Linked DNA regions of Homo sapiens: region 1 is linked to region 2. A link is an interaction called in ENCODE POLR2A ChIA-PET data of the cell type or tissue named here. Cell type or tissue: B cell. All regions are shown on one strand.

Region 1 (5,000 bases), 160 kb before region 2:
TTGTCACTATTTTTTTTTGAGACGGAGTCCCGCTGTCGCCCAGGTTGGAGTGCAGTGGTGCGATCTCGGCTCACTACAGGCTCCGCCCCCTAGGGTTCAAGCCATTCTCCTGCCTCAGCCTCCCGAGTAGCTGGGACTACAGGCGCCCGCCACCTCGCCCGGCTAATTTTTTGTATTTTTAGTAGAGACGGGGTTTCACCGTGTTAGCCAGGATGGTCTCGATCTCCTGACCTCGTGATCCACCTGCCTGGGGCTCTCAAAGTGCTGGGATTACAGGCGTGAGCCACCGTGCCCGGCCAATTTTCACTTTTAATGATATGAAAGTATATGGTAAAATCATTACCTTAGGTGTGCTTCCTTTAATAAATTTTTTAATTGAAGACAACAAGCCGGTTTCATTCTTCGATGGTTTTTCTCCTCCTGAAGGCAGGCTATCATCAACCTCTGAATATTTCCTCTTTGCTCTGGCAGTGCGTTGTGTTTGGATTTGATTTGACTGCTGAGAAGCTTTCCGTGTTCTCAGCCTCATCTTTTATGGGTGCCACATGTAAAACTAAAAGAGAAAAATAATAAATGTAATAAAAAATTAAAAGTTATTAAATTCAACCTTCTCTACCCAAATGTGCCCAGCTTATATAATAAAAATATCTTGGCTAAAAAAACAAAAGTCCTAGACTCTAGGAGACTGCAGTAAGAAACCAACATTTTAAGTAAAAGGCATTATGCTTTATACATTATTTATATTATCCCAAGTAACCTTCCCAACAACCTCTGAAATATTATAATATATCCTATGATCTAAAGTAAGGGTAACACCAAGGAGTGTGCATGCTCTTTACATAATACTATACTGCCTGCCAACACTACTATTCGTTTAATCGTTCGTTCGACAAATATTTATTGCATACATAGCCACATTCAAGGCACTGGGCCAAGTAAGAATTGAGTAAATAGTAAACAAGATAAGGAAAGGTTTTGCTTTTCTGTAACTCACTGGGTAGTGGAAAAGTAATGTCAGCCAATGAATGAATGAATTCCATGAGCACAATTCTAATAATCAACAACCATATAAGTGTAACAACAGAATGTGGATCATTTTGAGAAAGTCCTATCTTACCACATTTAATGATACTTTTAAAACGATTCACATCAGAAAGAAAATATGAGGCTATTTATTTGAGCTCTCTCATTTTATAGGTAAGACAATTAATTGCTGGCAAAACTGTCCCAACACTTAGAATTAAAGACATAACTGAATTAGAATCTGTGAAACACAATACAAAGAATACTAAACGAAGAATTAAGAGATGTGAATTTTAATCCTACTCCAATCATGGCTAATCTGTAGTCACTTAGTTATGTTTTATCACATGTATAAAAAAACATATTTACCTTACCATTCTGAGGCTCAAAATGAAAAAAGGACTAGTAAAGGCTATAATGTGCAAAGGACAATAAAGCTATTCACCATAGTGGATACACTCACAGAACAAACTAACTCCAATTAAGCACTTTAAACTCTAAATGTACAGAAATTCCTGGCAAAGATTAGAGTCTCAGAAATTGTTTTTAGTAACTCAACAAAACAATCATAGAAAAAAAAGAAACTTTTTAAAAAATAGAAACTACAGGCTGGGCACGCAGTGGCTCACACCTGTAATCCCAGCACTTTGGAAGGCCAAGGCAGGTGGCTCACCTGAAGTCAGGAGTTCCAGACTAGCCTGGCCAACATGGAGAAACCCTGTCTCTACTAAAAATACAAAAATTAGGTGGGCGTGGTGGCAGGGGCCTGTAATCCCAGCTACTCTGAAGGCTGAGGCAGGAGAACTGCTTGAACCCGGGAGGCGGAGGTTGCATTGAGGAGAGATCACACTATAGCACTCCAGCTTGGGCAACAGAGCGAGATTCCATCACTACCCTCTCCCACCCCGCACCACCCCCCCCAACCAAAAAAGTGCCACACCAATAAACACACAAAGGCTAACAAAGCAAAGCAGCCTTCTTGCTGACATGGAGAGTTTTGGTAGTCTGGATATAAAATCAAACCAGCCACAGCATTCCCTTAAACCAAAGCTAATCCAGAGGTGAAGAAGCTGCATAAGAAAAGTTTGAAGCTAGCACTATTTGGTTCATGAGGTTTAAGGAAAGAAGCTGTCTCCATAATATAGATGTGCAAGGTGAGGTGAAGCAGCAGGTGCTGATATAAAAGTGGAGGCAAGTTATCCAGAAGATCTCACTATGTCCACTGATGAAGGTGGCTATACTAAAACAACAGATTTTCTAAGTAGACGAAACAGCTTTCTGCTGGAAACAGATGCCATCTAGGACTTTCACAGCTATGAGAAGTCAGTGCCTGGCTTCAAAGCAGGCTGGGCACAGTGGCTCACGCCTGTAATCCCAGCATTTTGGGAGGCCAAGGCAGGTAGATGGCTTGAGCCCAGGAGTTCAAGACCAGCCTGGGCAACATGGTGAAACCCCATCTCTATAAAAAATACAAAAATTAGCTGGCCATGGTGGTGCATGTCTGTAGTCCCAGCTACCTGGGAGGCTGAAGTGGAAGGATCACTGAAGCCCAGGAGGTTGAGGCTGCAGTAAGCCAATACCGCGCCACTGCACTCCAGCCTGGGCGACAGTGAGAGCCTGTTTCAAAAAAAAGAAAAAAAAACAAAAAAAAAAAGAAAAAAAAAAAAGATCTAAAACTGACACCCTAACATCACAATTAAAATAACTAGAGAAGCAAGAGCAAACAAATTCAAAAGCTAGCAGAAGAAAAGAAGTAACTAAGATCAGAGCAGAACTGAGGGAGATAGAGACACAAAAAAACCCTTAAAAAAAATCAATGAATCCAGGAGCTGGTTTTTTGAAAAGATTAACAAAATTGACAGGACGCTAGCAAGACTAATAAGAAAAGAGAGAAGAATCAAATAGACGCAGTAAAAAATGACAAAGGGGATATCATCACTGATTCCACAGAAATACAAACTACTACCATCAGAGAATACTATAAACACCTCTATGCAAATAAACTAGAAAATCTAGAAGAAATGGATAAATTCCTGGACACACACACCCTCCCAAGACTAAACCAGGAAGAAGTTGAATCTCTGAATAGAACAATAACAGGAGCTGAAATTGAGGCAATAATTAATAGCCTACCAACTAAAACAAGTCCAGGACCAGATGGATTCACAGCGGAATTCTACCAGAGGTACAAGTAGGAGCTGGTACCATTCCTTCTGAAACTATTACAATCAATAGAAAAAGAGGGAATCCTCCCGAACTCATTTTATGAGGCCAGCATCATCCTGATACAAAGCCTGGCGGAGACACAACAAAAAAAGAGAATTTTAGACCAATATCCTTGATGAACATTGATGCAAAAATCCTCAATAAAGGCCGGGCGCGGTGGCTCACGCCTGTAATCCCAGCACTTTGGGAGGCCGAGGCGGGTGGATCACGAGGTCAGGAGATCGAGACCATCCTGGCTAACACGGTGAAACCCCGTCTCTACTAAAAATACAAAAAATTAGCCGGGCGAGGTGGCGGGCGCCTGTAGTCCCAGCTACTCGGGAGGCTGAGGCAGGAGAATGGCGTGAACCCCAGGGGGCGGAGCCTGCAGTGAGCCGAGATTGTGCCACTGCACTCCAGCCTGGGCGACAGCGAGACTCCGTCTCAAAAAAAAAAAAAAAAAAAAAAAAAAAAAATCCTCAATAAAATACTGGCAAACCGAATGCAGCAGCACATCAAAAAGCTTATCCACCATGATCAACTGAGCTTCATCCCTGGGATGCAAGGCTGGTTCAACATACGCAAATCAATAAATGTAATCCAGCATATAAACAGAACCAAAGACAAAAACCACATGATTATCTCAATAGATGTAGAAAAGGCCTTTGACAAAATTCAACAGCCCTTCATGCCAAAAACTCTCAATAAATTAGGTATTGATGGGATGTATCTCAAAATAATAAGAGCTATTTATGACAAACCCACAGCCAATATCATACTGAATGGGCAAAAACTGGGAGCATTCCCTTTGAAAACTGGCACAAGACAGGGATGCCCTCTCTCACCACTCCTATTCAACATAGTGTTGGAAGTTCTGGACAGGGCAATAAGGCAGGAGAAAGAAATAAAGGGTATTCAATTAGGAAAAGAGGAAGTCAAACTGTCCCTGTTTGCAGATGACATGATTGTATATTTAGGAAACCCCATCATCTCAGCCCAAAATCTCCTTAAGCTGATAAGCAACTTCAGCAAAGTCTCAGGATACAAAATCAATGTGCAAAAATCACAAGCTTTCTTATACACCAATAACAGACAGAGAGCCAAATCATGAGTGAATTCCCATTCACAATTGCTTCAAAGAGAATAAAATACCTAGGAATCCAACTTACAAGGGATGTGAAGGACCTCTTCAAGAAGAACTACAAACCACTGCTCAATGAAATAAAAGACACAAACAAATGGAAGAACACTCCATGCTCATGGGTAGGAAGAATCAATATCGTGAAAATGGCCATACTGCCCAAGGTAATTTATAGATTCAATGCCATCCCTATCAAGCTACCAATGACTTTCTTCACAGAATTGGAAAAAACTATTTTAAAGTTCATATGGAACCAAAAAAGAGCCCACACTGCCAAGACAATCCTAAGCCAAAAGAACAAAGCTGGAGGCATTACGCTACCTGACTTCAAACTATACTACAAGGCTACAGTAACCAAAACAGCATGGTACTGGTACCAAAACAGAGATATAGACCAATGGGACTGAACAGAGCCCTCAGAAATAACACCACACATCTACAACCATCTGATCTTTGAGAAATCTGACAAAAACAAGAAATGGGGAAAGGATTCCCTATTTAATAAACGGTCCTGGGAAAACTGGCTAGCCATATGTAGAAAGCTGAAACTGGATCCCTTGCTTACACCTTACACTAAAATTAATTCAAAATGGATTCAAGACTTAAATGTTAAACCTAAAACCATAAAAAC
Region 2 (5,000 bases):
CAGGATGGTGTTGACCTCTGGACCTCGTGATACGCCCACCTCAGCTTCCTAAAGCGCTGGGATTACAGGTGTAAGCCACTGCGCCCAGCCTAGACTATATTTTTATAGTCAAGAAATTCACAGGCTGGATATGGTGGCTCATGCTTGTAATCCCAACACTTTGGGAGGCCAAGGCCGGCAGATCACTTAAGTCCTGGAGTTCAAGACCAGCCTGGGCAACACAATGAAACCCCATCTCTACAAAAAAAATAAAAATTAGCTGGGTGTGGTACTGTGCACCTGTAGTCCCAGCTACCTGGGAGGCTGAGGCAGGAAGCTCGATTGAATCTAGGAGGTGGAGGTTGCAGTGAGCTGAGATGGTGACACTGCACTATAGCCTGGGCAACAGAGTGAGACCCCATCTCAAAAAAAATAGGAAAGAAAGAAAATTCACAATATATCATTGGAAGACAAGAAAAAAACTAGAACCACTAGGCGTGGTGGCTCATGCCTATAATCCCAGCACTTTGGGAGGCCGAGGTGAACAGATCACTTGAGGCCAGGAGTTTGAGACCAGCCTCGTCAACATGGCAAAACCCTGTCTTTACTAAAAATACAAAAATTAGCTGGGTGTGGTGGCATGTGCATGTAGTCCCAGCTACTTGGGAGGCTGAGGCAGGAGAATCGCTTGAACCCATGAGACAGAGGTTGCAGTGAGCCAAGATCGTGACACTGCACTCCAGCCTGGGCAACAGAGTAAGACTCCATCTCAAAAAAAAAAAAAAAATTAAATGTAAAAAAGAGAGTCAATCAATGGCTTCCTATTGCCCTTAACATGACTCACAAATCTTTTCACAATCTGAATCCAGTCTTGTAGTGCAACATCAAATATTATCACACTCATTCTAGCTCCCTCATTCCACATGGTGAACTTTTTTTTTTGAGATAGGATCTCACTCTGTTGCCCAGCCTGGAGTACAGTGGTGCCATGACCTTGGCTCCTAAGTTTTTTTTTTTTTTTGAGAGAGGGTCTCCCTCTGTAGCCCAGGATGGAGTGCACTTGGCATGATCTTGGCTCACTGCAACCTCTGCCTCCTGGATTCAAGTAATTCTCCTGCCTCAACCTCCCGAGTAAATGGGATTATAGGCATGTGGCACCATACCCGGCTGATATCCTGTGCTTTAAAATATGCAATAAAATAAAATATGCAACATTCTACATCTGGAACCCTCTTTTCATCTCTCCTGAGCCTCTTATCTCAAACCTCTCACTCAATCTTTGCCTCATTAAATCCTGATCTTTTTTTTAGGACTCAACTAAAACTCTCAAGAATGTCATCCCTAAGCCTCTAAAATAGGTTAGGTCTTCCCCTCATAGCCCCTGCTCAAGGGTAAGTTCCATAGTCAATGTATACCATATCTGTCTTGTTCACTCATTCACTATGTGATATGCATGCAGCATAGTAACTGATCCAAAATAGAAACTTGAACATATTTGTTCAATAAAGAAATTAAAATGGGGTTAAAGATGGAAGCACAGCATATGTAAACATTGAGTGGGAAAATGATAGGATAACCAAGATAAATGGGTATTATTAAAGCTAAAGGGAAGAAGTTTCAAAAAGGAGAGAAAGGAGAGATCATCAGTATAAAATGCTATAGAGAGTCAAGTTTAAGAGTGAAAATGTAGCCAGGCATGGTGGCTCATGCCTGTAATCCCAGCACTTTGAGATGCTGAGGCGGGAGGATCACTTGAGGCCAGGAGTCTGAGGCTGCAGTGAGCTATGAGAGGCCTTTGTTAATCATCAAATGAGAAAAAATGTTCCCCTAAGTTGAACTTAAATTGGATATAGAAAATTGAAATTGTAAAAGGAAAGCAAATCATTTTATATTAAATAGAAAAAGCTTCGTGGATGTAAGTTTTGAAGTCATCCTCAGGGAAAAAGTGTAGTTTGGAAAAGAGAAAGAATCAGACATTAAAAGCATCTGAGCAAAAGCTCTGTGGCAACATTGTTCAAAAGAGGAACTACCTGGCCAGAAACAGTGTAAGAAAATTAGATAAAGTTAATTAAGAACAAGAAAGAGAGCCTTGAAGCACTGTGAGAAACTGAAATTACTGCATGCCCAGTCTGTCCCTAGAAAAAAGCCTGGACTTTGAATTCAAGGAAACTTTAACTCTCTTTTGAGGAAGAGGCTAACATGGGGAACTTTAAGGTCTTCAACCAAAAATTGTAAGGACTAGTTCCTCCTGTTTAATGAGGTCATAAGTCAAAAGGTACTCCCTGTCACTTCAGGAGACAGATGTTACATGCCACACTATAAGAACTGTTTGTTTGCCTCTATGGAGTAAGTAAAAGGGAGCTCCTTGAATGTCCTTTTACCTTTTTTCTGCACAACTAAATCCTAGTCATCATTTTTCAAAAAGCAGCTTGTTTTATGATCTTCATGGAACCTCCTGAGATTACTCAGTCCTTTATCAGGAGAGTAAGAAAAAACAGAGAAATACAAAAATAAGAAAGGGAGACAAAGAAAAGTGAAAACTTGTTTCAAAGATCATTTTAGTGTATAGCACAGTAAGTGCCCAATATATTTAATAAATTTTTGTCAACTGAATTAATATACTTGGGTTTCAATAGAATAATACAAGACTAAACTTCTTCCTTCCTTCCTCCCTCCCTTCTTCCTTTCTTTTCTTTCTTCCCTCTCCCTCTCCCTCTTTCTTCCTCTTTCTCTCCTTCCCTCCTTCCTTCCCTCCCTTCCTTCCTTCCTTCTCTTTCCTCCTCCCCTCCCCTCCTCTCCTCTCTTCTTTTCTTTTTTCCTTTTCTTTCTTTTTTTGAGACAGGGTCTTGCTCTGTTGTCAGGCTAGGGCACAGTGGCACAATCATAGCTCCCTGCAGCTTCAAACTCCTGGGCTCAAGTGATCCTCCAGCTTAAACCTCCCAAGCAATTAAGACTATGGGCATGTGTCACCATGCCCAGCTTTTTTTTTTTTTTTTTTTTTTTTTTTGCTATGTTGCCCAGGCTAGCCTCAACCTCCTGGCCTCACATGATCCTCCTGCCTCAGCCACCCAAAGTGCTGGGATTATAGGCATGAGCCACTACACCTAGCCCCAAATTTCTTCAAGATTAGCTATACCAATGCACCCATGAAAGAAAGGAACCAATATTATTAAATGTCAAGCTTTGTATGGGACAGGCCTCTAAATATTTTACTTCATGAATCCTCTTCATTTTATGAGTGAAGAAACAGGCTTAAGGAGAGGTAACATAATGGTAGAATTATAAACTCAAGTCTGTTTGACTCCAAAAACCCTTGTTCTTTCCAGTGAACCATACTGCCACACAGTATATATTATATAAGAGTAGTTATCTAGTCAATTTGGGAGGCCGAGGCGGGCGGATCACCTGAGGTCAGGAGTTCAAGACCAGCCTGGCCAATATGGTGAAACACTGTCTCTATCAAAAATGCAAAATTTAGCTGGGTGTGGTGGTGCGTGCCTGTAATCCCAGCTACTCGGAAGGAAGAAGCAGGAGAACCACTTGAACTCGGGAGGTGGAGGTTGCAGTGAGCTGAGATCGCGCCACTGCACTCCAGCCTGGGCGACAGAGCGAGACTCTGTCTCAAAAAAAAAAAACAAAAACAATTATCTAGTCAAAAAATCAAATTAACTTTTAAGTATGCATTTGTGTATTTGTTTCCTAGGCTGATATAACAAAGTGCCACAAACTGAATAGCATAAAGCAGAAATGTATTGTCTCACAGTGCTAGAGGATGGTTTCAGAGGCTAGAAGTCCAAAATCAAGGTGTTGGCAAAGCCCTGTTCCCACTGGAGCCTCTAGGGGGAGGCTCCTGGCTTCTGGCTTCTGGTAGCCCTGGGCATTCCTTGGTTTGTGGAAACATAACTCCAATCTCTGCCTTTATCTGCCATGCGGTCTCTGCAATGTGTCTGTGTGTCTCTGTGTATTCATGCACCTGGTGTTCTCCCTAATTCTATTTTTTTTTCTTATAAGGATACCAGTTATAATGGAATAGGGGCCACCCTAATCCAGTATGACCTCATTTTAACTTGATTACATCTGCAAAGACCCTATTCCCAAACTAAGATAACATTCACAGGTGATTTAGACTTCAATATATCCTTTTAGGGGATACAAATCAACCTCGTACATTTTGTAACAGCACTAAGAACAATTTTTCCCGCAGGAAAAAATTTAAAACATAGTCCTTCCTCAAGGAACTTAAAATTTCGTTGAGAAAACGAAGTTCACAAACAATAAGCTATTAGTAAAAAATGAACAAAATAAGTTAATGAAGCTCAAACAATAAATGTAAATGGTGTATAAAGAAGGAAAAGCATGGCTGGGAGCAGTGGCTCACACCTGTAATCCCAGCACTTTGGGAGGCCCAGGTGGGTGGATCACCTGAGGTTAGGAGTTCGAGACCAGCCTGGCCAATGTGGTAAAACCCCATCTTTACTAAAAATACAAAAAAAAAAAAAAAAATTAGCCGGCCATGGTGGTGGGTGCCTATAATCCCAGCTACTTGGGAGGCTGAGGCTAGAGAATCACTTGAACCTGGGAGGCGGAGGTTGCAGTAAGCTGAGATCGCGCCATTGCACTCCAACCTGGGCGACAAGAGCAAAACTCCATCTCAAAAAAAAAAAAAAAGAAAAAGAAAAGAAGGAAAAGCATATTCCAGGTCAGAAGTCCCAGGGGGCTTCATAGTGGACATGGATCAGAAGCTGGATAAAAGATTGGTAGAATAGGCCAGGTGTGGTGGCTCATGCCTGTAATCCCAGCACTTTGGGAGGTCAAGGTGGACGGTTCACAAGGTCAGGAGTTCGAGACCAGCTTGGCCAACATGGTGAAACCCCATCTCTATTAAAAATACAAAAAAATTTAGCCAGGCCTGGTGGTGCGTGCCTGTAATCCCAGCTACTCAGGAGGCTGAGGCAGGAGAGTCGCTTAAACCCGGGAGGCGGAGGTTGCAATGAGCCAAGATTGCGTCACTGTACTGCAGC

The links. ChIA-PET counts read pairs that join two places held together with the same protein. Peaks named below come from ENCODE experiments on the same cell type or tissue, not always from the same donor. Only the 100,000 strongest peaks of a DNase experiment are listed, where the experiment ranks them.
Region 1: POLR2A ChIA-PET joins it to region 2 with 6 read pairs; 3 of 35 experiments call an interaction of 5 or more read pairs at or near these places.

Annotation. Positions count from the first base shown.
Region 1 is chr15:44,454,544-44,459,543 of GRCh38, reverse strand. CTDSPL2 (CTD small phosphatase like 2) reads right to left here. Exons shown (of 13, transcript NM_016396.3): 2 at 344-553. The coding sequence starts at 529. Among named protein-coding and RNA genes, the nearest start is that of CTDSPL2, 29 kb to the right of the region's middle. In B cell, no CTCF peak of the experiment used is centred here; no DNase peak of the experiment used is centred here.
Region 2 is chr15:44,297,913-44,302,912 of GRCh38, reverse strand. The region is part of intron 1 of GOLM2 (golgi membrane protein 2); the gene reads right to left. Among named protein-coding and RNA genes, the nearest start is that of GOLM2, 12 kb to the right of the region's middle. RefSeq lists a silencer at 2,148-2,442. In B cell, no CTCF peak of the experiment used is centred here; a DNase peak (open chromatin) is centred at 2,122; H3K27ac peaks cover 1,846 bases.